Linked DNA regions of Homo sapiens: all the other regions are linked to region 3. A link is a loop called in an ENCODE intact Hi-C map of the cell type or tissue named here. Cell type or tissue: heart left ventricle. All regions are shown on one strand.

Evidence for each region. A loop is a pair of places that touch in the nucleus more often than their neighbours do. Peaks named below come from ENCODE experiments on the same cell type or tissue, not always from the same donor. Only the 100,000 strongest peaks of a DNase experiment are listed, where the experiment ranks them.
Region 1: a loop joins it to region 3, with 2.7 times the contacts of the local background. A loop is called at or near these places in 5 of 110 quality-filtered maps.
Region 2: a loop joins it to region 3, with 2.3 times the contacts of the local background. A loop is called at or near these places in 5 of 110 quality-filtered maps.

Annotation. Positions count from the first base shown.
Region 1 is chr15:68,302,181-68,310,180 of GRCh38, forward strand. It overlaps ITGA11 (integrin subunit alpha 11), which reads right to left. Exons shown (of 30, transcript NM_001004439.2): 27 at 5,406-5,516; 28 at 5,168-5,263; 29 at 1,592-1,705; 30 at 1-950. The coding sequence ends at 879. Among named protein-coding and RNA genes, the nearest start is that of FEM1B, 28 kb to the left of the region's middle. RefSeq lists a silencer at 4,613-4,702. In heart left ventricle, a CTCF peak has its summit at 4,659 (motif pointing right); a DNase peak (open chromatin) is centred at 4,641.
Region 2 is chr15:68,312,908-68,320,907 of GRCh38, forward strand. ITGA11 (integrin subunit alpha 11) reads right to left here. Exons shown (of 30, transcript NM_001004439.2): 20 at 7,278-7,485; 21 at 4,358-4,456; 22 at 2,744-2,820; 23 at 872-961. Among named protein-coding and RNA genes, the nearest start is that of FEM1B, 39 kb to the left of the region's middle. RefSeq lists enhancers at 2,157-3,023, 4,470-4,970. In heart left ventricle, a CTCF peak has its summit at 3,774 (motif pointing left); a DNase peak (open chromatin) is centred at 3,394.
Region 3 is chr15:68,513,457-68,521,456 of GRCh38, forward strand. It overlaps a transcript of CORO2B not described here. Among named protein-coding and RNA genes, the nearest start is that of CORO2B, 62 kb to the right of the region's middle. RefSeq lists enhancers at 5,128-5,629, 5,630-6,129. In heart left ventricle, a CTCF peak has its summit at 4,104 (motif pointing left); a DNase peak (open chromatin) is centred at 4,145; H3K27ac peaks cover 1,753 bases.

The sequences.
Region 1 (8,000 bases), 210 kb before region 3:
GCCGGTGCGTCCATGTCTAGGGGCAGGCTGCAGCAAGAAGACGTGGGAATGCACAGCCCCAGGGATTGTGTCATCCACATGCTTCCCATGAGGTACCTGGGAACAAAAGTGACCCGGGAGGGTTGGCAGCTGAGAGCAAGGGGCTGCAGCTGGTGGGGGAATGTGTGAGTTGCGGTCAATGTGAATGCACGTGGGTGCAGAGCCCGGCTACCTCTCATCTCAGGACAGCGTCCAGTATCCTGGTCCCACTTGCCTGGCCATCAGTCTCCACATCTCAGAGTCTTTCTTCATCCCTGGCTTGCAGCTGTCACCATCAAGCCCTTGCTCTTGGGTTCATTCTTCGGGAGCCCCAGGGGCCTATCTATGGGGAAGGGAGTGGGTGTGACTTGGGAGCCAATGGAGGGGTGGGATGGGTGAGAGAAAAGGGCAGAATTCAGATCTGTTTTGTCTTGGATCCTTCTGGAACTAGAGGCCTGGAGTGTGCAGATTGGGTTCGTATTTACAGTCTTCCTCCCTGGGTTTCTCTGGAGGATGGGGATGATTACGAATTCCTAGCACCTTAGTAGCTGGGGCAGCAAATGCCCTCCACAGAGCCTGAGGGAGGCCTTGGCATGGGCCTGGGTGTGTGTAGGGGTGTCCCTTTAAATCCCTAGGGGTCTGTGTTAAAGGTGTCCCAGTCTCCCAGTAGGGCAGTTCCACTTAAAACCAGCTTGAGTTCCATTCTGGAGGGAGCAGGCGCCATTGCTCGGGAGATGAGGTCAAGTGCAAAGCCAGCTGGCTTCCTCTCCGCTCCAGCTCGGTGGGGCCACAGGCCTGGGTCTCAACACTACCTGGACTGGTGTCCTGGCCCCCATCAACTCAAAGTCTCCTCTGGAGCCTCACTCCAGCACTTTGGGGGTGGGGTCCAGACCAGGCTCCCTCCTGCGCCTGGCACTTCTAAAGAAGCCGAGCTGTGAGGAGGCAAAGGGAGACGTCTCAGAGGAGGACAGGGTGGGCAAGGCCTGCCCCAGCTTTCCCTCCACTACCTTTCCTTGGGATTCCTCCCTCAGGGCTTCCTTGAGTACCCCCAGCTCATTCTGAGCACCCCCTCCTCCAGAACTGCCTCTGTGGACTGGAACACAGTGGATGAGACCATGGGCTGCATGCAAGAAGTCATACTAGTGCCCATCTTGCTGTGTGACCAGCCCCAGCCAACATCCCTCTCTGGGCCTCCTTCATCTGTAACAGGAGGAGGCTGAGACCAGGGGTTTGTAACCAGAGCTTCAGAGACAGAGATGGACTTCGGGAGGTTTGTTAACAGCTTGACATTGTGGGAGAAATTTTGTGCAGTTGTTTGTACTTGCTTTTTTTTTTTTTCTCTAATAATAGGAACCTTAGTTTTCATCAGGTTCTCAAAGGCATCCACAAACAGGTTAGAGCCATAGTCTGAGTGCCGTCTGTTGGCCCTAACCAGTGTGTCTGCTATGGCGAGGGGTGGGGTGCCAGCTCCCCTGGAGAGGAGAACGTGGCAGCGGCCACGAAGTTCCAGGGGCTGGAGCCTGGGCCCACCAGCCAGGATGCTGCTCCTTCCCTCCCCTGCCAGGGCCCTCACCTTCCACAGTGCCAGGACCAGCAGGGCCAGCAGTAGGAGGCCCCCCAGGGTGCTGCCTACAATGATCCAGATGGGGACCTGCCAGTCCTCTTGCTTGGAGATCTCAAACACGATCTGCAAGGGGAGGGGGGCCGGGCCAACAGCATTACTCTTCTGGGGCTGGGGTGGCAGTCTGGGAGGGGCAGGAGGGTGGAGACAGCTGGCACCTGGTGGGGGAGCTGCATCCTCTTCCTCAGGGGGATACCAGAGGGATGGGTGGACAGGCCAGCCAAGGCCTCAGGACGACCACTGCCTGAACAGCCGACACTGGGTTCAGTGGCCCAAGTGATCCTGCCTCCTTGAGACACTTGCTGCCTTTGGCCTCAGGCCCCCGCCACTCCCTGGATCCTCCTCCCACCACATGGGCTACTCCTTCTCCCTTTGCTGCCTCCGCATCGCCTCCCGCACTTCTAAAGGTCAGTGTCTCCCACGGTTCAGTCCTTGCACCTCTTCTTTTTCTAGAGTCACTTCCTGGGTGAACTCAGGGCTGACTTTCCCACGAGTCACAGTAGTCATGGTGCCAAGGCCCATAACACTTTTAGGAGCCCATGAAAATGTTTACATTTCTTTTAAAATTAGAGGAAAAAATGGAATAGAATCCAGCTTGGATAACATTTTTTAATCTTTGTATCAACATGGTTATAAACCATAATTTTAAATACTTTTTTCCTATGGAGGAAGGTGTCCCAAAGGCAAAAGTGGCCAGGGCGTGAAGGTCAGAAAGTAAGCCCAGGCCAGCTCCCTCAGTCCTGTGGCTATCACCGTCTACACGCCGACTGCTCTCACATTTCTGTCGTCCGCCTGGATTCTCCGCTGAATTCCAGGCTCACACCGACTGTCTCCTGGCCTGCCTGGCAACTGTAACAGGCCCCTAACCAAGCTCTTAACACCCCAGCCCCCGAAGCCTGCTCTTTCCAGCTCTTTCTCACCTAAGCAAATGGCAGCACTATCCCTCCGCGCTGCTCAGGCCAGAAGCCATGTATCCATCACTGACCCTAACTCTCACACCCACACGGAGCCCAGCAGCAAAGTCTGTCCATTCTACCTTGGAAACACCTGGAATGTGGCCACCACTCCCACCTCCTGGGCCTGAGTGCCCTCACATCTCCTCTGGAGACTACAGCGCTGCCCGACTGCCTCCCCTCTGCAGTTTGTTCTTAGCATAGCAACTAGAGGGATCCTTCTAACGAGGAAGGCAGGCTTATGCTCTGCTCTGCTCTGCTCAAGCTCAAAGTAAAAAGTGCAGTCCTGGCCCTGGCCTGCAAGGCCCTCCCCTCTCGGGTCCCACCTGTCTTGCTGACCTCACCTCCTGCTCCCTCTTGCTTTACTCCAGCTTTCAGCCACCTGGCCTCCAGCATGCATGCCATGGCGTGCCTGCTGTAGGCATTGCTATTCCCTCTGCCTGCAAGGGTTTCCCTCACGCAGCCACGAGACACTCCTGTCTTCCTCATGGTCTCTGTCTGATGTCACTTTATTGGAGAGGCTTTTCCCAACTCCCCTGTATAAAACAGCACCCCCTGGCACTCCACCCTTAGATGTGTGCCTTTTTCTGGGTAGCCCTTATCACCAGTTGATAACGTTTATATTTATGTTTATTGCCTGCCTGGAATGTCAGCTGTAGGAGAGTGGGGGCTTTGTCTGTTTTGTCCCTGCTCTATCCTCAGAACCTGGAGCCGTGCCGGGAATGTAGCAGGAGCTCAGCTAACACGTGGAGTGAATGGACCACCTGCAACAGCAGACAGAGCCATGTGGAGTGAATGGACCACCTGCAACAGCAGACAGAGCCCTCCTTTGGCCACTGACTCACTGTTCAACTTGAGGCAAGTCACTGTCCCTCCTGCCTCATCTCACATGCCTCGGTGTGCATACCTGAGAGATGGGGGTGGGGACAGTGCCTCACAGTGTTGAGAGGTCTGTCACCATGTTCAGCACACAGCTGGGGGCCAGCAAATGGCAGGGCCCTTATGTGTGCTCTTTCTGTCCCTCAAGGCGGGCACCTGGCTCTGCCTCCCCAGCGCCAGCACCTAGCACACAGCCCAGCATACAGGGGCTTAATTTTGGGGTTGCTGGATTTCTAAAAGAGAAATGAGGCATGGCCGGGCACGGTGGCTCATGCCTGTAATCCCAGCACTTTGGGAAGCCGAGGCGGGCAGATCATGAGGTCAGGAGATCGAGACCATCCTGGCTAACACAGTGAAACCCTGTCTCTACTAAAAAAAAAAAAAAAAAATTAGCCAGGCGTAGTGGCGGGCGCCTGTAATACCTGCTACCCGGGAGGCTGAGGCAGGAGAATGGCATGAACCTGGGAGGTGGAGCTGGCAGTGAGCCGAGATCCTGCCAACGCACTCTAGCCTGGGTGACAGAGCAAGACTCCGTCTCAAAAAAAAAAAAAAGGGAGTGAGGCATCCAGAGAGTATAGAGGAATTTTTTGGGGGGTTGAGTGGGGGTGGAAGAAGGAAAAGTCACCTAAAAGACAAGCATCAATGTGAGAAGAAGGGTTCTCTCTCTCTCTCTCTGTGTGTGTGAGCAGGGTATGTGTGGGGGAGCGGGGGTGCCTGTACCACACCTCCCTCTCTTGGATGCTGGGAACATTGCAGCATCTTTCAAGATTCGGTTCAAACAGTCTCCAGAAAGCTTTCCGGGGATGTCCCTCGCTCGGAATCGCTCCCCTCCGGGCCTGTGCTCACCCCCAGACTGCACTCACCCATTTATTGTCACTGTTTCCCTGTCTGCCTAATTTATCTCTGTTTCCCCTTTGGGGCCCAAGCCGTAGGAGACACACCCAACAAATGCCAAATGAATGAACAAACAAAAAAGCTCCTTAGGTGGATCCTGATACCCCTCTGCCTGGCATCCCCCTGCCCTGGCTGTGATTGGTTTTTGTTGGATTGTTTTATAAGGGATGCTTCCTGACCCCGCCTCTTTGCTCTCCAGCATCTCCCTGGGGTGGTGTTGGGAGCTTACTCCGCCTCTGTAATAGGAATGTTTGCCTGGAGCCCAAGCTGGCATTTCTGGGGTGTGGCCAGTGGAGGGCAGCAGCGTCCCACGCCCGGCTGCCCTGTCTATTTCCACAGGACTGGGCTTTGCTTGCTTGCTTTCTTTTACAAATTTATTTCTTTTCTTTTTTCTTCCTTTGCCACTTCTTCCAGGAATGGGCTTTTCTTTAAGACCTCACTTCTCGTTGGGTCTCACAGAGTCTCACTCCTTTCCTGGACCCTGGATGAAGCCAGTGTAATCTGTAACAATCTGCTTTTACGCAACTAACAGAGGCTGATACCGAGGCATCTCCCATCCTTTGGTCTTCACAAATTCAGTTCACACCAGACCTCTGGACCTTCCCTAGTGTTGCCCCTGAGGCTTTGTCTTGCTTTTTTCCCTCTTTTCAGCGGCTGCCCTAACAGCCCACAGGTCTGCCTGATTCTCTCCTGCTGGGACATGCAGCCAGGGGTTGTAGGAAAACTCTATAGAGGAGCACGGCCAACCCTTTCCCAAGCTGTCCGGCCTAAGCCCAGTTCTGCAGGGCTCCCAGGGGCTCACCTGGCGGCTGGGATCCTCCTCACGGAAGATGAAGGGGCTGTGGAACTGCCTCTGCAAGGCTGCGTTGACCATGATTTTCATGGATTTGTACTTGAGCTGTGCAATCAGAGGGCTCGTCAGAAGCTGGCTTGGAAGCTTTTCTTCCCGTCCCCTCCCCAGGCAGCCCCAGGTGGAAGACATCCCAACAGCCGCCCCCTTTCCCTTCTTCCTTCCAGCCCAGCCCAGGGGCTCTACTTACTGCTTTTAGGGACCTCAACCACAGGTTCCCCAGTAGATGGAAATTGATTTCCTGGTTGGGGACCAGCCGTATATTGCAGTTGATGGAGACGACATCAGAGTTGCTGTGATTCTGAAAGAGAAGATGGGTCTCAGGGCTGAGCTGCTGGGCTAGGGGAGCAGGGGGCAGCAACACTGCTTGAACGACTGGGGCTCTGCTCCTGGGGGCAGGGGCAGAGGACAGGGGACAAAGAGAAAGTTGGGAGTGGGGGACATGTGCATTGCGTCTGCCAGGGGATGACTGAAGGACAAATGAAGGATGGTATATCTGATGCTCCACTTGAAGCTGTACATTGTGACCGGCCTGGATATATTCCAGGGACAGAACTTTTGTTCAACATTAGGGAATCTATAAATGTTTCCTATCACCATATAAACACATTAAGATAAAAAATTCTATGATCGCTGCAACAGATGCAGAAAAAGTATTTTAGGAAGTCCAACTTCTGTTCATGATAAAAACTCCCAGGGAACTTCCTGAATCAGATAAAAGGGGTCTTCATAAAGTTCATGGAAAATGTGTATTATGGAAAAATTATGCATGGATTCCAAAACTTTTTTTGCCCCAAAATAAACTCGTATTAACTTGTTGTAACCTATGTGAACAGGATCTAGTTTGAGGCACTAAGAAAGATAAGACATCAGTTTGAAAAGAGCCCCTATCTGAGCAACATGAATTCTGCTAAAATTGAAGCAAAAACAAACATCAAATTTATGGTGAAACTTGAGTGAAAGAACAGTGAAATCACTGATGCTTTATAAAAAGTTGATGGGGATGATATCACAAAGAAATCAGCAGTTTGCAAATGGATAACTTGTTTTAAGAAGGACTAGAGGGCTGGGCATGGTGGCTCACGCCTGTAATCTCAGCACTTTGGGAGGCCAAGGCAGGCGGATCACAAGGTCAGGAGATCGAGACCATCCTGGCTAACACAGTGAAACCCCGTCTCTATTAAAAAAATACAAAAAATTAGCCAGCCGTGGTGGCACGCGCCTGTAGTCCCAACTACTTGGGAGGCTGAGGCAGGAGAATCACTTGAACCCGGGAGGCGGAGGTCGCAGTGAGCCGAGATCGTGCCACTGCACTCCAGCTGGGTGACCGAGCCAGACTCTGTCTCAAAAGAAAAGAAAAGAAAAGAAAGAAAAGAAAAGAAAAGAAAAGGGATTAGAGGACACTGAAGATGGAGCTTGCAGCAGCAGATCATTCATATCAATTTGTGAGGAAAAAAAAAATCTTGTTCAGGCCCTCACTGAAGAAGCCTGACAATTAACAGCAGAACCATTAGCCAACACTATAGACAGCTCAGTTGGCTTAGTTTACATCATTCTGATTGAAAAATTAAAGTTGAGCAAAATTTCCGCTTGACGGGTGCCCAATCTGTTGCACCCAGATCAGCTGCAGAAAAGAGCAGAACTTTCAATGGAAATTTTAAACAAGTGACATCAAGATCCTGAAGCATTTCTTCAAATAATTATAACGGATAAAAGATGGCTTTGCCAGTACCATCCTGAAGACAAAGCACAAAAAAAGCAATGGCTACCAAGAGGTGGATGTGGTCCAGTCAAAGCAAACACAGATCAGTCAAGAGCAAAGGTTATGGTAACAGTTTTTCGGAATGCTCAGAACATTTTGCTTGTTGACTTTCTGGAGGGCCAAAGAATGAGAACATCTGGTTATTATGACAGTGTTGTGAGAAAGTTAATCAAAGCTTTAGCAGAAAAATGGCTGGGAAAATGTCACCAGAGACTCCTTCTCCACCATGACAATGCTCCTGCTCGCTCCTCTCAAAGGGACTTCAAAAAGTTTGTGGAAAAATGGAATTAAAAGGTAAAAATTAAAAATTAAATTTTACTTCTCAACATAAGCCCATCAAGTTCAAGACACTTTTGTAAGCAATGATACCAACCATGTAGTCCATTCTTAAATGACTAAGAGTCCTGGGAATGTAACCATGTCAATACAGTCCTTTTTTTTTTTTTTTTTTTTTTGAGACAGAGTCTTGCTCTGTTGCCCAGGCTGGAGTACAGTGGCGCCAACTTGGCTCATTGCAACGTCTGCCTCCCAGGTTCAAGAGATTCTCTTGCCCAGCCCGAGTCGCTGGGACTACAGACGCCCACCACCACACCCGGCTGATTTTTGTATGTTTAGTAGAGATGAGGTTTCACTATGCTGGCCAGGCTGGTCTCGAGCTCCTGACCTCAAGCTCCTGACTTCACGATCCACCTGCCTCGGCCTCCCAAAGTGCTGGGATTACAGGCATGAGCCACCGTGCACGGCCTAATGCAGTTTTGTTTACATTATTAGCTGAGGAATAATGGTTGCCCTTTAAAGATTTTTTTTAAGATTAGCAAACCAAAAGAAGTTAGAAGGAGCCAAATCAGGACTGGAAGGTGGACGCCTAATGATTTTGAAATCCCCTCATGTGTGAAGCCTAGGGCAATGATCATATTTAACAATCAAAATAAAAATAAATTCCTTTAAGTAATCATGATTAAGGTAATCCTGATTATTCTGTCATCATCATATCTATTTACCATTGCCCTGGAGGTCTTAGTT
Region 2 (8,000 bases), 200 kb before region 3:
GGCTGGATGGACAGATGAATGAAAGAGGGAGAGGGCATGTGCCGGCCTCCCCCGGGCCACGAAAAACAGGTTCCCGCTTGTGTCGGCTGGGAGTGAGTGTCATGTTGGAAGGATTCTGAGCCTTTGCAGGAATCAGCGCTGCCATGGGTGAGCAATGTCTGCCTCCTGAGTGGGTGGGCGTGAGTCAGAAGAGCCAGTTATCTCATCCCTGCCCCAGCGTCTCTGCCTAGGAGTGTAGCTACTTTTCGGAGTGACCATGCCACTGTGCTCCCTTCCACCCTCTAGGGATGGCTGGCGTGGGAGGGCCTGAGCTTCCTCTCCGCATCTGCTGTTCTGCCCTGACTTCTCCATCTGCCCATGAGCTCTCAGAGGACAGGGGCTGTTTCCTCCATCAGATTGGGGGCCAGTAGCATGCCAAGGGGGTGGGGGTGGGAGCAGTCTGTCCTTTGGGGAAGAGTCTTTTCCCACTGACATTGTTTAGATGTGCTGGCATAATATGATAACAAAAAGCAGATTGACTTACGATAGATATTATTTCTGTTTTTAAATTCTCTACAGACCATGCATCCACTTGTTGCCTATGCCAGGGGTGGACGCCTCCCACTGCCCCCACCCTCCCTTCTTGCCCCTGCTGGGAGCTCCCCAGGGCCGGGCCTGTGTCTCCTCCTTCCTCTAATTTGATATCCCCTCCCCACATTGGATGGGGGTGCTGCACTCTCTGACCCACCAGGGACACTCTTGGCTCCATCCATAGTCCCTTAGTGCTGGGGTCTGGCCCTATTAGGGCCCATCAGAGGATGCCCCCCCTTAGGCCTCCCTCCTCCCATTCCCCATGCCTTCCCTCTCCTGGGGCCCCCGGAGCCCGGCCCACCTGGTGAAGAGGACGTCAGCCTCGTATTTGAGGTGGAAGCGTAAGGGGGCCACGTTGTCTTCCTTGGTGCTGTCCCGCTCATTACTGTCACTGCAAGGAGAGCCAGGCGGCAAGGTCAGGAAGGGGCTCAGCCAGCACAGGCAGCGGGAAGGGTCTGAGGCAGACTGTGGAAGGAGCACACTGGCTTATCTGGGGCTGATGGGCACCAGACAGGCCAGACAGGGAACCTGAGGCATCTCCTAGGAGAGGAAGGGCCAGAAGCAGGGATGGATGACACTAGCTCTACCTGCTGCCCCTTTAGGTGGAGTCAGGGGAGGGCTCTGGGCTGGACCTGGGAGGCCTGTGCCTGGCCTGGCACGGACTGGACCCCAGCCTGTTTGCCTCCCTCACCCAGATGCCCCGTCTGTCAGGCGGGCCAATCCTGCTGCCTGCTGGACTCAGGGGCTGTGGGAGATGACACCTGTGGCAAAGGCTGTGCCCACGGAGGAGGGATGGTGAGGAATTCACAGTAGAGTCATTCATTTATCCCTGGACTGACCGGGGGCAGCTCCTACAGGGCGGCCAGGGGCACTCTGCTGCCACAAGAAGGCTGGGAGTGAAATTCAGAGACATCTTCCGGGGGGGTTCTGTCCAGTGTGCCTCCCTTTATATCTGAGCACCATGAACTACCGGGGCAAATCATTTTAGACATAAAAATGTACAGTTCTTGCTTGTTATATAGACTGAGTTTGATTCCCTTTGGAAGCCTTACCCCAGGATAGGGGTTTGGTTAGAAAAGGGAGACCCAACACACACAGATGTGCCTCCAGAGCCCCCTCCTACACACACCTAATTCTCAGACACCCCCCACAGCTGTGCCAGAGACACTGCTCTGCAAGCGCGCTCATTTCTCCTGTGAAGACGGGACTGGGCTTTCTTAGAGCAGGGCAGAGAGCAAGGGAGGCCTTGCCAAGTTTGCCACGTGGTGTGTGAGAATTCTACCAGGATGCACAATTCATTTAACTGTAGCTGGGACGCGAGCACGTGTCGGGTATGAGTCCCCAGCGCTTATGTGACCTCTGACCTGCACGTGTGTGTGCTGGAATGTTAGTGTTCGGTTTGCCTGGGGTATTTATTTCTTAGCTAAGGATTTTTGCCATTTATAAGGCTCCAGAGTGGACACAATCCCTCTGTCCTTCCCCACACAGAGGTAATTCTGCAAAAAAGAGAAGTGTATTTACTACTGACACAAAGTGATTCATGGGGTCAACACATAGCAAGCTACCTCTGAGAGGCCTGGGAGACAGACAGACAGATAGACAGGAAGACCCACATAGAGTAAGAAAAGGCCTCTTAAAAATAGAAAAAGGGGAGAGAGGTGACTAGGACAGGAAGAGCCCTGGATGGGGAATAGGACGAGTAGTGTTCAGCTTCCAGCTGCACAATTTACTGCTGTGTGTCCCTGGGAAATTCACTCACCCTCTCTGAGCCTCTCTTTTCTTAACTTGGAAGATGGTGTGTGGAATAACCCCTGCTTTGATGATCTTAAGGGGCCTCTGTGAGGACTGAGATTTTTGCCTGTACAATGCTTTATAACCATAGGGTTTGTGAATTACTGCTGTATACAGGGCTGTCTAAAAGTAAAGGGCTGACATTATTATTTATCATCCAAAGAATGAAGAGTGGTGGCAACACAGGGGGCAGCAGGTTGGCCCACACCTGCAACGGATGCCGGCCCACCTCCCCACCCCACTGCCTCCACTCAAGGTTGGGGCAGTGGGGGACAGGGCGTGGGGCAGCGGACTCAGTGTCGGGAGGAGCAGTTGCTAGCAGCCAGAGAGCTGGGCCCCGGAATAGCAAGCTTTGGGGAGAAGGAGCAGGCACGGCCCTGACCTGCCTGCAGCGAGCTCGATCTCCAGGTGGTGTAGGAAGATGGATTTGCTGAACTCAAAATCAAGACGGAAAGCCACCTGCAAGGAAGCAGTCGCATGTCTGGGCATTGCTGGGACCAGCCCCGCCCACTCCCCACAGCCCACTCCCCACAGCCCCCTGCTGGCTTGGGGAGAGGGAGCTTGCTGGGGGTTGGGGAGCTGCTGGCTGGGAACAGGCTGGGAAAGGGAGGACCAGGTGCTACAGAACATGAGCTGAGCTTCAGGGCTGCTGTGGGGACACAGCCAAAGACAACAGCTCCCACAATGGGGTTTCTCGGGGCTGAGCCAGCCCCCCTCCCTCTTCCTCTTCTTTTGTTTTTAGCAAAAGGCAACCAGAAAGCAGCAAGTCCAGCTCCAGACTCTGTCTGCAGGGTTTTTAGGGTAGGGGTCCTTGATGGCAGGAAGGGCCGATGGCCATCGCCATGCACCACAGGATGTGGGGGCCAGAAACGTTTGGTAGGACTGCCTTGTCCACCTCTTCTTTGTGTGTGGCAGGGAGGAGATGGCCCAGAGAGGGATGAGGGCCAGTGGCCACCCAGCAGGCCAACAAGGCATCCGCCCCTTGTCTGGCAGCGCTTCTGCCACACTGCTGACCTGGGCCCTGATACTCCCCTTGCCCTTCGCCCCGCGGTGGGGAAACATGCGACCCTCCTCGCCTCCTCCCTGCCCCACCTGGGGGCATTACTGAGGCTTTGCACAGACCCCTGATGCGCTCCCTGGTCTCACCCTCACGAGGTTTCCCAGGAGACCTCAGCGGCCCCTTCTCTGCAGGAGTGGCTGGGCGTGGGTGGGGAAGCCTGGGCTATGTCCTGCTCCATCCCCACTCCAGAGCTCCTGGGTTTGTCGGTGCCTCAACCCAGAAACCACACCTTTGACTTATATCTCACCAGGGAGGTGCTTTGCTAAGGAGCCCTCATCCCCACTCCCATTTCTTTCTCTTTCCCCAGCTGTGCAGACCCTGCTCCTGGGAGCACTGCTGCCGCCTACTGGCTCCTGCCACAGCTCCTCTCTGATTCCCAAGTCCACGCAGCTTGGCCTCAATTAGGTCTCCTACTCCAGAACCTTCTATGGCTGCCTGCTGCCCAGGGCTGATGTCCAAACACTCCCTGCAATCTGGCGTCTCCCTCCCTTTCCCAGCTACTTTGCTTCTCCCTTCACATACCCACCCTCTATTCACATGAGCTTTTAAGCACAGTTGGGTGGTAGGTACTCACGAAATGGTAGTTTCTCTCCCCATCCCTCCTCATACACAGCACAGTGGCAGAGGCCAGAAATTTGAAAAACTTGTGAGGCTGCAGAACAGTGGGACTGGCTAAGGGCAGGTGGCAGACTAGTGGCTGGGAGTGGTAGGAATTCTCTCTGAGTTAAAGGATGGGCTGCTAGCATGGGGATGGCTGGCTCATTTGGTCACTTGAATGTAATTTTGTGGGAGAAAAGACAAATAAAAGCCACCTCAGGCCTCCCATCCCTCCCTGGTCTTCTGTGTTCACTCTTGTTGCTCTTGCCGCCCTCCCCAAACTACCTGTGCCTCCCAGTGCCCACCCTGACCCTCCCCCACATTGTCCCCAGTCTCAACCTTGGCCTTGGCCCGGAAGAAGGGATAGCTGACGTTGCAGACTTGCTTCTGGAGCCTCCTCTCCTCGTTCACACACTCAATGCTACCGTCTGAGTCCTCCTGGAGGTGGGTGGCAGACATCATGGCAGCAGTTAGGTGGGGCCTGGGACCAGGTCTCGAGGCTCCCTCACCCCCAGCCTGCACCCCACTCTGCAGGGGCCGCCTCAGCCCCTGATACCCATATGAAAGCCTGGACCACAGCCCTTCTGATGTCTGAGACCCCAGAGGCCCCAGAGGCCAGGGTGTGTCTTGGTTCCTGGTACTTGGCATGACACGGGGCGGGACACACTCAGAGGCGGTGGGGAGGATGGCGGGGGCTCATGTATGCGTCTCATTTTGCTCACCTGTTAAATGGGGATGACAGTAACTACCTCATCTAGTTGTTATGAGGATTACATGACGCGATGCACATAAATGCAGCGCCTATCCCATGCCCTGCCTATTGTCATCACTCGTATGTGGCAGCTACAGTTATGATGATTATTTGTCCCTGCTGTGTTCTCTGCACTGTTGGGCATTACCTGGGCACATGGCTGTGTATGTCTCTGGGCATGCATGCACCCGTGTGGATGTGAGCATGTGTCTGTGGAGACTCTGTGTGTGTCTGCGTGTCAGTGCATGTGTGTGCATGTACCTGCTGCATGTACACAGAGCATGTGCATTTCCCAGGACAAATATGTAGGCTGCTGTGTTTTTGCATGTGTGTGCAAAAAGTGTGTGATCAGACTAACACATCTGCATTTGGCTGAGAGGGGTGCTTTCTCTACTAGAGTTCCCCTTGGCTGGATGTTGGGGAGAGAGAGGAGAGGAATGCTGACCTCACAGCCATGAGCGTTTCCTGGGTTGGGGATGGGTGGTGGCACCTGTGAAGGAGGTAGGCTCCAGGCTAACTCTGCACCCCACCTGCTATGTGTGGGGACACAGCACTTCACAGAACATGTCTCCCACTTCTCTTTACCTCCACTCATTTCCAAAAGCTCTTCTGAGCCACAGAAACTATCTCCATGATTCCCTCCCCAGGATTAGGAGCAAGCATGAGACTGGCCTTGTGAAGTCTGGGCCAGGGAAGCAGGGGAAGGCGGATGCTGGTGTGGGGCTTGATTCCCTCCGTATACCTGAAATCCAGACAGACACAAGTCCCTGGACAGGAGGGGACTTCGAGAGACCATCAGGTGGGCTCTTCATCATCAGCCTGGGCTGTCACTCTGGGCAGTGGAGAGGGAGTGGGATTGGGGCCCAGGCCTGGGCCTGACAGAAGGAACTGTGGCTGCAGATAGGCCTTGAGGTCTGTTTGAGGATGGGGGAGCCCACTGAGGAGGAAGGGGGTACCCGAGTAGGCAGCTCCTCGCTTTCCTGGGGTGGCCTCCCTCCACTCAGCTTCCCCTCCTGGCTATAGGAACTGCTCCTGTGTGTGTGGCAAGCAAGGGGGGGGCACTTGGGGAGGGGTGCTGGGCAGTGGTTCTGGGGTGGAGAGGACAGACTGGCCTGGCACCTGTCTTGCCTGGCACACTGGGTTCCACATTGACACTGAGATCCTCGAGGACAGAGGCTGTGTCTGAGGGCCCTAGGACCCCCGCAACACCCACACATGACATTGATGTCTGAGTTTACTCAACAAACTTGTCTTGAGGGCCTTCTATGTGCCCAGCTCTGGACACAGACATGGCTAAGACAGGGCTCTTGCCACCTGGGAGTCAAGGGTTTCAAGAGGCCAGCACTTGGAGACTGATGTTTCTTCAGAGCACATGAAGGGCTGTACCAGATGCTATGCGGGCTGGAGGGCCGCCTGTGGCCTTGGAGAGCTTTGGGAAAGATACCCCAGAGAGCAGGGCTGAGGACTATGCTTTGTCACATAGCGCAGGCTCAGGCGCCAGCTGTGGGGTGGGAATTCCGCTCTGCGGCTCACCAGCTGTGTGGTCCTGGGCAGGCCTTAACCCCTCCCTATGCCTCAGTTTCCTCCTCTGTAAAATGGGGACACCACCACCACCACTACCACCACTACTGCTATGTCTGAGGTTGCTGCAAGGGTTAAATGCATGCCAAGTGCTAGCACAGCGCTGGACGCCGTGAGTAGGCAATATGTGGATGGTCACCAAGTGGGAGCAGGAGCCTGTTGGGCAGAGGAGAGAGGAGTCCCAGGTGGGGGCCATGGTGGGAACCAGCAGGGCGTGCTGGGAACAAGGTGGCCCGTGGCACAGTTAGAGGAGAAGTGGCAGGAGGTGGGTGAGATGGGCCTTGAATGCCACAATGAGGAGCCTGGAGTTTGTTCTGACAGCAGCTGGGAGTGATCAGAAGTTTTAACCTGGGGAAGAACCGGTTCTGATTCTTGTCAGAAGGACCTTCCGAGCAAGCCTGCAGGGTGCACTGTTGGTAGAACGTGTGGATGGCTGGTGGCACATGCGTGGTGTGTGTGCCCCTAACCAGGGCCCAGGAGTCGGGCTGAAGGGTATTCCTCCCTGTGTTCCCAAAGGGCTCAGACTCCCCTAGTGCCGGTGGTTCTCAGCCCTGGCTGCACACTGAAGTCACTGAGGGAGCTTTAAAAGCCTCCCGATGCCAGGCCCAACCCCAGAGCAAATCAGTTAGGATCTCCAGAGGAGGAGTCTGGGGGCAGGCTTTTTAAAGCTCTCCTGTGATTTTTTTTTTTATTTAATTACTTTATATATTTTTGTAGAGATGGGGTCTCACTATGTTGCCCAGGCTGGCCTCAAACTCCTGGGCTCAAGTGATCCTCCCACCTCAGCCTCCCAAAGTGCTAGGATTACAGGCATGAGCCACTGCATCCAGCTTTCTTGTGATTCCAACATGTAGCCAGGAGCCCACCTGGCCTTCCTTTTCCTCTGTGCCAGGCAGAGGCAGTCTGGGCAGGTCGCTGAGGTCTTACCTTCTGGATCAAGCTGGCAAACTGCAGGTTTGCTGACTGCGAGATATTTAGGACCGTGCTGTAGGCGTTCTCGCCCCTGTTCTCCAGTGTGGCCTCCACCGCCACTCGCTGGCGTGTGCTCTCTATGATGAAGACTGTGGTGTCGAAGGACAGCGTGTATGCGGAGCAGTCCTGCGCAGGCTTCCTCAGCACCCTCTGGCAGTACTCCCTGAGAACAAGAGACCACCAGAGACTGGGCAGATGGAATGAGGAAAGCAGGGGTAGAGAGGAGCCCCAGGGTTGGGGCAAAAAGGTGGGTCTGGGCACTTGACTGGCCTCTGCTCATGGGAATAGCCACTGGGAGGAGAGTGGAAATGGATGGCAGGGCTGGAAAGAGCTCACCCTTCAAGACCACTTCCTATTTCAAAGGCCCTTGGTGTCCCCACCATAGAGATCATACCCTCCGCTGAACCCAGAGCTCTTATTTGACCTCACCACTCACGCATCACCACTCCGCACATCATGTTTCCCTTTTGGCCTTGGCTGCTAGGAAGCTCAGCACTAATGTAGAGATAATCCTTATTTTAGCCTAGCTGGTTAGAATATGTGCTCCATTATCCTTCTACAAGTTTTGAATGTGCTATTTCTCTTTATTATCTATGTCATGGTATATATGTTTTCTATCTAAATCATCTCATAGTTGGATCAAAGTTGAGCATAAATTATTGGAAAATATGTTACATA
Region 3 (8,000 bases):
TTTTCTCTTTTAAAGTTTATACCCTTGGGGCCTTGCAAACAAAAGCATTCCCGCAGTCGCAGATATTCTTGGATTGTCTTACTATTCTTAGTATGTCTTCTATAAGTTTTTTAGATTTACCTTTTGCCTCCAGTTAGTATTTATCTTTGTTATAAAGTTTTACAATTTGATCCACAAATGTCTTGTTAATTTTACACTTTTCTAGATGACTTGTAAATTTGCTGCTATTTTGACTAGAAGTTTATTTTCTACTTTTCTAATTTACTGCTATTTTAGAGAAGTGCTAATGAATTACCTAGGTTGATCTTCTAACCAGCTCTCTTGAAGAACTATTTATCATAGCTCTATAAGTTGTGTGGGATTGTTAGTTTTTATTTGTAGATCATGATATTATCCACAGTTGATAGTTTTAGCTCCTCCATTACGACAGTTATATTACAATCCTCATTTCTTTTTCTTATTTTATTGCATTGGCCAGGCCCTCTAGTACTACACTGAATAATAATAGTCATTCCTGTCTTGTACCTAAACATAAGAAGAATGTATCTAAAATTTTAAACATTTTCTTAGGTATATTTACTGTAGGATTTTAGTAGAGAGCCATACTCAAGTTAAAGAAGTTCTTGTCTATTTTTAGTATCTGAGAGTTTTTATCATAAAGCGATGTTGAACTTTTAAAATATTTTTTTTGTATCTGTTTAGATATCATGTGATTTTTCTCCCTTAGTTTATTAATGTGGTGAAATACACAGATAGATTTTCTGATATTGGACCATTCTTAAATTCCTGAAATAAACCCTTCTTAGTCATGATTTGCTATTTTAAAAATAATTTACTCATATTTTATGAAGGGTTGTAACTAGGGTAATAAGTGAAATCATCTATACTTTTCTTATACTCTCCTTATAATGTTTCTTGGGTCTTATAAAACATTCAGTTGTTACTGTGAAGAAAAATGGGAAAATTATTATCATTCTTCCAACTTCTTCCATTAAAATCAAACTGCCATCTGCTGCCCTCTTACCATGTCTTTCTCTGAGCATAGTACCTTTTTGTTTAAAGGTCAGATAATATATATATTTTTTTCTGGCAGCAGTTTTTTAATTTGAACACTTTCCTCTTAAGGACACGCCTTCAGTACAGTTAACAAATGGTTACATCTGAAATCTGCTGAGAGCAGAGCTCAAGATCCACAATTGCAAAGGCCACTGGCTCACACCCTCACAGATTGTATTACCTTTCAGAGCTGAGTGAGGCTGTGCTCTACATCCCAATACTTGTTACTGAGTGGACATGAGGTGCAAGTTTAGCACCTTAAAGGGAGAAAAAAAGAAATAGGTTAGTATGCAGAATGTGATTTTGTCCTCACTTCGCTTTAAGTCATCTTTTTATACTTGCCAATGTGAGTTCTGAAAGGTAGTACTACACCTACTTAGAAATGGCTGAGTGACTGTCAATTAAAAAGCCATGTTGTTGTTGTTTTTAAAAGATACTTTAAACAGTAATTGAGCTGAATACCTATGGTGCCAACCATGAAAAACTGCAGAGCTGAAGCACCAATGACATGAAAAGCCATGGACAGATTCCTACATGTACAACAACATCACAGCAACTACCAGGCCAACAGCAACTCACAAGGCTTCATTGATTATAAACACACCCTCATTACAGAAATGTTCAATTGTGCTTCTTACAATTGAAATATGGTAATATAAGGAAGGTACCAAGTATTATCAAACAGAAATGAAATGCCAAATTGCACAATTCTGGTTATATATGCATATACAGAGATGACCCTGGGTCTCCCTCCCCAACCCTCTGGGGGTCTAAGTGTTCTGAGAGAAGATGTGCTGGGCTGACCCACCTGTCCCCTCTGTCTTATATGACCAATGGCACATGCTTGAGAGCTGCTGTTCTAGGGTCAATCTGGCCAGGGTACAATAAGCCAATCTGGGGCCAGGGTTAGATGTCAGTCTGTGGTCAGGGAGTGGTTAGTTCACGGCACTGAGCTGTAGCCTTTGAGGATTGGGGTCAATATTCAAGTATGGTTCATGCTTGGAGTCAGTCTCTAGGAGGGGTAACTATAACTGGGTTTGTGGTCAGCCTGTGACTGAGGTTTGGAGCTGGTTTGTGCCTGGTTTTAGGGGTCTGTTTGTGGCCAGGGTTGAGGTCATTCCATAGCCAAGATGAGCAGCTCTCACTACACTACACTGTGCAAGGAGCCCCATGCCTGATCCCTTTGGTCAAATGGCTTTTGTTCTGGGTGTCTTTACAGTATGTGCTCTGGACAGATCCGTCTTAGCACCCCAGGCCATGGCAAACCTTGGCACTGCCTCTCATACGGGCTCTACTTAGAGCTCTGGGGCTGCCTATCACTCTGCTTCCAACACAGCAAGGTAGCCCTGCTGGGAGTCAGCCCTGCCCAGCTCATCCAGAGCTAGACATCCCCTGCTCCCACCTACCTCCCTAGAGGCTGGCCGGGGGGCTAACCTAGGAAGGGAGGAGAGGCCACGGAGGAAAATGTGTCTGTTTAGGGCAAGTCTGAAGGTGCCCCAGGGTGCTACCCAGGGGCACTGCTATGTGGAGGCAAGGGTTCTGTGTTCGAGTCCTGCTTCTCCCTCCATAGAGTGGGCAAAGTCATTTGCTCTCTTCAAACTTAGTTTTCTTGTTTATAAAATAGGAATCAGAATTTCTGTAAGAATGAAATGGGATAAAATGTTGAAATTTACTGTGAAAACTGTAAAGTGCTATTACAGAGTGGGGGATGGTGATGATGTTGATGATGATGACAATGACTACAAAAGGTGATCATTGCAGGGCTCTTGATCTTACAAGGGAGTTGGAAAATGTCATTTCTACTGTGAACCCAGGAAGCAGAAATGGTATGGGGAACACATGGCCTTGCCCCAGTCATAGAAGATATCACGATGCCCATTTTACAGATGAGAATATGGAGTCTTAAAGACTGTATGATTTACCCAAGGTCGCATGACTCCTGCTTTAGGACTTGTGCTGTGACACTGGATGCCTCTGAGTGGAGTGTTTCTGATGGCTGCTTTATCCTTCCCTTCTCCAGAATGTTCTCCTGTTGTTCTCATCACACAGCACAATGATAACAATGGTAACAACAGCTGACTGAGTGCTTTTTATTGGCCATGCACTGTGCTGAGTTATTTAGACAAATCATTTCACTTCATCTTCATGACAGCCCTTAAAAGGGAACCTATTTAGGTCCTAAGGTCCCAGGAAAAATATTACAGATGTGGAAACCAAGGCTGAGAGCGGGAGTGACTTGCCAGTAAGTGGCTGATCCCAGACCTCATCTCAGACTTTCCTGACTCTGAAGCCCACACTCACGGCACCATGTCACACTGAAACTTTGCCAGGTAGGAGTCAGACCACCTGACTTCTGGGCCTTACCTAGCCTGCCAGTGACATCTTTGTGTAACTTTGGGCTCATCAAGCATTCTCTTTTGTGGAAAATGAAAATGCCTACCAAGCCTACTTCCTGGGGTTAGTTGAGGAGCAAATGAATGGGAAAATGTGTAAAAAAAAAAAAAAAAAGTCAAGTTGTTGCATAAATAGGAGGGACTTTTGATATCCTCCAAATGCTTTCCTTTTCTCCACTCATTTTTCCTGATTTCCTCACTCTTTATCAGTAACAAAGTTAGGACAAAAGTGATGATTATTCTAAGGGGCACAAGCAGGGTCTGTCCCTTGGAAAGGCTTCTCCTCCCAGCCTCCTGCGGGTTTTTCCAGTTTTCAGGCTGTTTCCGACGACCCCAAGAAGACGGCCACTGTTTCCCCCCTGCAGTGATGGAAATAATTAGCTCCATTCTTCCTATTTGAATAGTCATGCCTAGCTGGCCTCTTAAATATGATCTTTGTGAGCAGTGCATTTTCAAACTCTCACAGGTTCTATTTTTACTTCTCTTGCTGAAGGAATGCTGTGGAAGGCGATTCCAGCACAAAGGGCCCTAATTAATTTCCCCTGCCTTTAAATATTTTTTCAAAGTATGTGTTTGAAAAGGACATTTAAAAAAAAATTCCGTGACTCTGGAGGTGGATTCCAACAGTTCTCACTGCCTTCCACTTGGAAATCCACCTTCGCCTTGCCGCCTGGTGGCCCGGCTGGAGTGCTGTGTTCTGCAGCTGGGCAGTGCTTACTGCTCCTCCTCCAGACAAAAGGGACAGCCTCCTCCATCCAGTCTCTCAGGCCACAGACCAGCTTAAGTCCTAGAGTCTGAGGGCCCAGGGAGAGGAGGATGGTCGCTAAAGGCCTGGAGAGGTGAGGAGCAAATGGGGGTCTCTGAAGGCCAGAATTGTGAAAACACAGGACTGGGACCATTGGAAAAACCATTAGGCCAGATTCTTTTGCCTTGAATCCCCATTCCCAGAACGGCCTCCGAGCCAAACCATACATGCCTGATGGTGATTTATTATTAATCTGGTTGTCCTGACTGTGAAAGGATATTCCTCAAACTGCATGTACCCTCATAAGGCCAGGGAAGGGTCTGAGCCCAAAATCCCAGGGCAAGAGAAGTTTTTGCAATCTGGAACACAGGGCTGGGGGAAGGTAGTTTTATCCTTTGAGAGTAATTCTGGTTTTCAAGGTCCTCGTTGAAAAGTTGTTTTGAAAGAGCAAAGCCTTTTGAAAACACACAAGAAAAGCTTCTCCCATTTCTAGCTCTCAGCTGCCAGTGGATAGGCTCTGGCTTCCTGGAGCGAATCCTAAGCCTAGGCAGGAAAGCTTTCCAAGGCCTCCAAGATGTGGATTGAGGGCAGGCTCCTGCATCTGAGAGCCCTGTGCCTGAAATACCATCATGAGTGCTTTATGCTGTAGGATTCCAGGCACCATCCCTGGTAAAATGCAAATCGTCTTGAGGCAGCACATGAAAGGCGTGGGTGGCAGCGATGAGGACCGAGCTCTTCCTTTCCTGCTTCCCTCTCCTTTCTTCTTCCCTCCCCTGTCCTCATTCCCTGCCTTCTGTCTTGCCCACTCCCACCCCATTTTCTGTTCCCTGCCCATTTCCATTTTCAGCCCTTCTACCTTCTCCCTACTCTCTTCTCTCCTCCTCCCTTTGGCTCTTTTCCCCCTTGCTCCCTGGGAAGCAGCATCCCGTTTCTGCCTTCCAAGGTGAGTCCAGTCAGCAGCACTGCACCCTTGCTGCCAGACTTGGGGCCTTCTGGGCATAGCTTTGGCTGTGACTGGAGAAACAGGCTTCGGGCTGATCTCTACCCTAGGGTCCCCAGGGGCTTCCTGGGAACCCTGTGATGCCCTCCCTTGCTCCTTTCTGATGGAGAGGGGGTGGGGGGCTGCTGAAGGAAAGAGGGTCCTTTTCTTGACAGCCATAAACACTGATGAGCAAGACCCAGAGCAAGTCATCTGCTCTTGGTCCCTCAGGCCCAAGGACTCCAGACCCCTGGTTCAGCACCCTGGAAGACCTCTAGTTTATGAGGAGGAGCCTGGACCGGGTCTCTGCTCTCTAGACAGTGATTTCAGATAACGTGCCCCAGTTGCCTTGTTCCAGGCCCGAACCTGTACATACAGGAGCAAAGCAGAGTATGCACGGCCCAGGACTGCCTCACACTCAGGAGCCCCTGACCCAGATGCTCAGTCCTGCACATGTGCACAGGAGCCCTTGCGGGTGGCAAAACTGTTCAGCTGCAGCTGCTCCACACCCCAGGGCAAACACATCCTGTGGGCATCTCTGGGGAAACCCAAGCCCAGTAGCCTGCAGAAAATGTGGCCAGGACAGACAAGGGCTAAGGAGAAGACCTTCAGAAAGCGTACAAATGCACACAAGCACACATGTATAAGCATGTGTGGTTGGCTGAAGTCCCAGAAAAATGAAAAAGAGGAAATAGGGCAAAAGTCATATCTGAAAAGATAATGATCAAGAATTTACCAAAACTGTCAGATAGGTTAATTCTATATTATCATAGGTAATTCTATACTATTAATTCTATTTTAAACCCCAAAGCTCTAGGCAGTCTGATTTTAGAAGGTGCACTCATACCATTCTGCTATATAACCTGTATAAATTCATTAATATTTATCTTTTCATTACTCATATTGATGATTTTTTGCTCTCCCTCTTTGTTCGTTGCTTAGTTTTTCTAGAGGTTTATCAATTTCATTAGTCTTTCCAACAACCAACTTTTGATTTTGATGATTTTCCTTTGTTGTTTATACTCTATTTCATTAATATCTGCTCTTATTTCTATTATTTCCTTCTGACTATTTTCTTTGCTATTTGTATAGCTTGCCATTCTTTTTCTAATGTCTTAGGATAGATACTTACATAAGTGGCTTTCAGCGTTTCTTCTTTTCTAATACATGAAGTTCAGGCTATACATAGCTCTCTAAGCATAGCAAGCATAGCTTTAGCTGTATCTTGAGATAAATATTAGATAAATTGATTTCAGCCTTTCACTTTTTCTAATATAAGTATTTAAAGTCATACATTTTCCACTAAGCACAGCTTTAGTTCCATAAGTTTTGATATATAATATTTATCATAGCATTCAATCCAAACTATTTTCTCATTTCTGTTGTGATTTTTTAAATCTATGTATTATATGAAGCATGATGCTTTATTTTCAATCATCTAGTAATTTTCTTGTTATTCTTTCATTATCGATTCCTAGATTTAGTCCACTGTGGTCAAAAAACAAACTTTGAATCATTTCTGCCATTTGAAATGTGTTGAAATCTGCTTTATGGGCTAGCATGTGATCAATGTTGATAAATGTTCCATGTACACTTGAATGCGTTTTCTATGGATGTTAGGGACAGCATAGCTTCTGTGTATGCAATTAGGTGAATTTTCCTAGTTACATTGTTCAGATCTATATCCTTACAGATTTTTTTGTTGTTGCTTGTTCCATCAGTTACTGAAAGAGGTATATTATAGTCTCCCCTTAAAATAGTGATTTTTGTTTATTTCTCCTGTTAATTTTTGCTCCGTGTAATTTGAAGCTATGGCGTTAAATACATAAAAATTTGGAAAAGTTGTATCTTCCTGATGGACTAGCACTTTTATCATTATGAAATGTCTCTCTTAAATGCTTAGAAATGCTTCTTGCCTTAAACTCTACTTTCTCTTGGTTACAGTTCACAGGGTATATTTTTCTATCCGTTTACTTTCAGCTTCACTATGCCCTCATCTTAGGTTGAACTATAAGAAACTGCTATTTTTATAAGTCAAATATGGTTGACTATCGGCACATTAATGTGGTTCAGCTTAATATTTAAGGACCCTTGTAAACAGCATAGCATTTAAAAATCCAGTCTTAAAAGCTTTGGCCGGGTGCAGTAGCTCATGCTTGTAATCCCAGCACTTTGGGAGGCCGAGGCGGGTGGATCACCTGAGGTCAGGAGTTTGAGACTAGCCTGGCCAACATGGCAAAACCCCATCTCCACTGAAAAAAATACAAAAATTAGCCAGCCATGATGGCGTGCACCTGTAATCCCAGCTACTTGGGAGGCTGAAGCAGGAGAATCACTTGAACCTGGGAGGTGGAGGTTGAAGTGAGCCAAGATCATGCCACTGCACTCTAGCCTGGGTGACAGAGCAAGGCTCCATCTCAAAAAAAAAAAAGTTTTGTCTTTTAAATGAAGTATTTAATTCATTTACATTTAATTGGAGTATTTAGTTCTTTGGTTGATAAGTTTGGTTTTACATCTACCATCTTTACTATTTGTTTTCTATTTTTCCTAGACCTGTTTTATGTTCCCTTTTCTTGCATTCTTTTGAATTAATAAGCTATTTTTCATTATTCCATCTCCCCCATTAGCTTGTCAGTTTTACATTCTGTTACTATTATTTTAGAGATTGCCATAGATTACTTAACTTTTTAGAATCTAATATAAAGTAGTACTTTTGTAAATTCTGGACAGTGCCACAAGCTTGGTACATTTTAACTCATTCCCCTACTTTTTGTGTTATTATTGTCTACATTTTAGTTCTATATATATTTTGAATGTCACATTACAT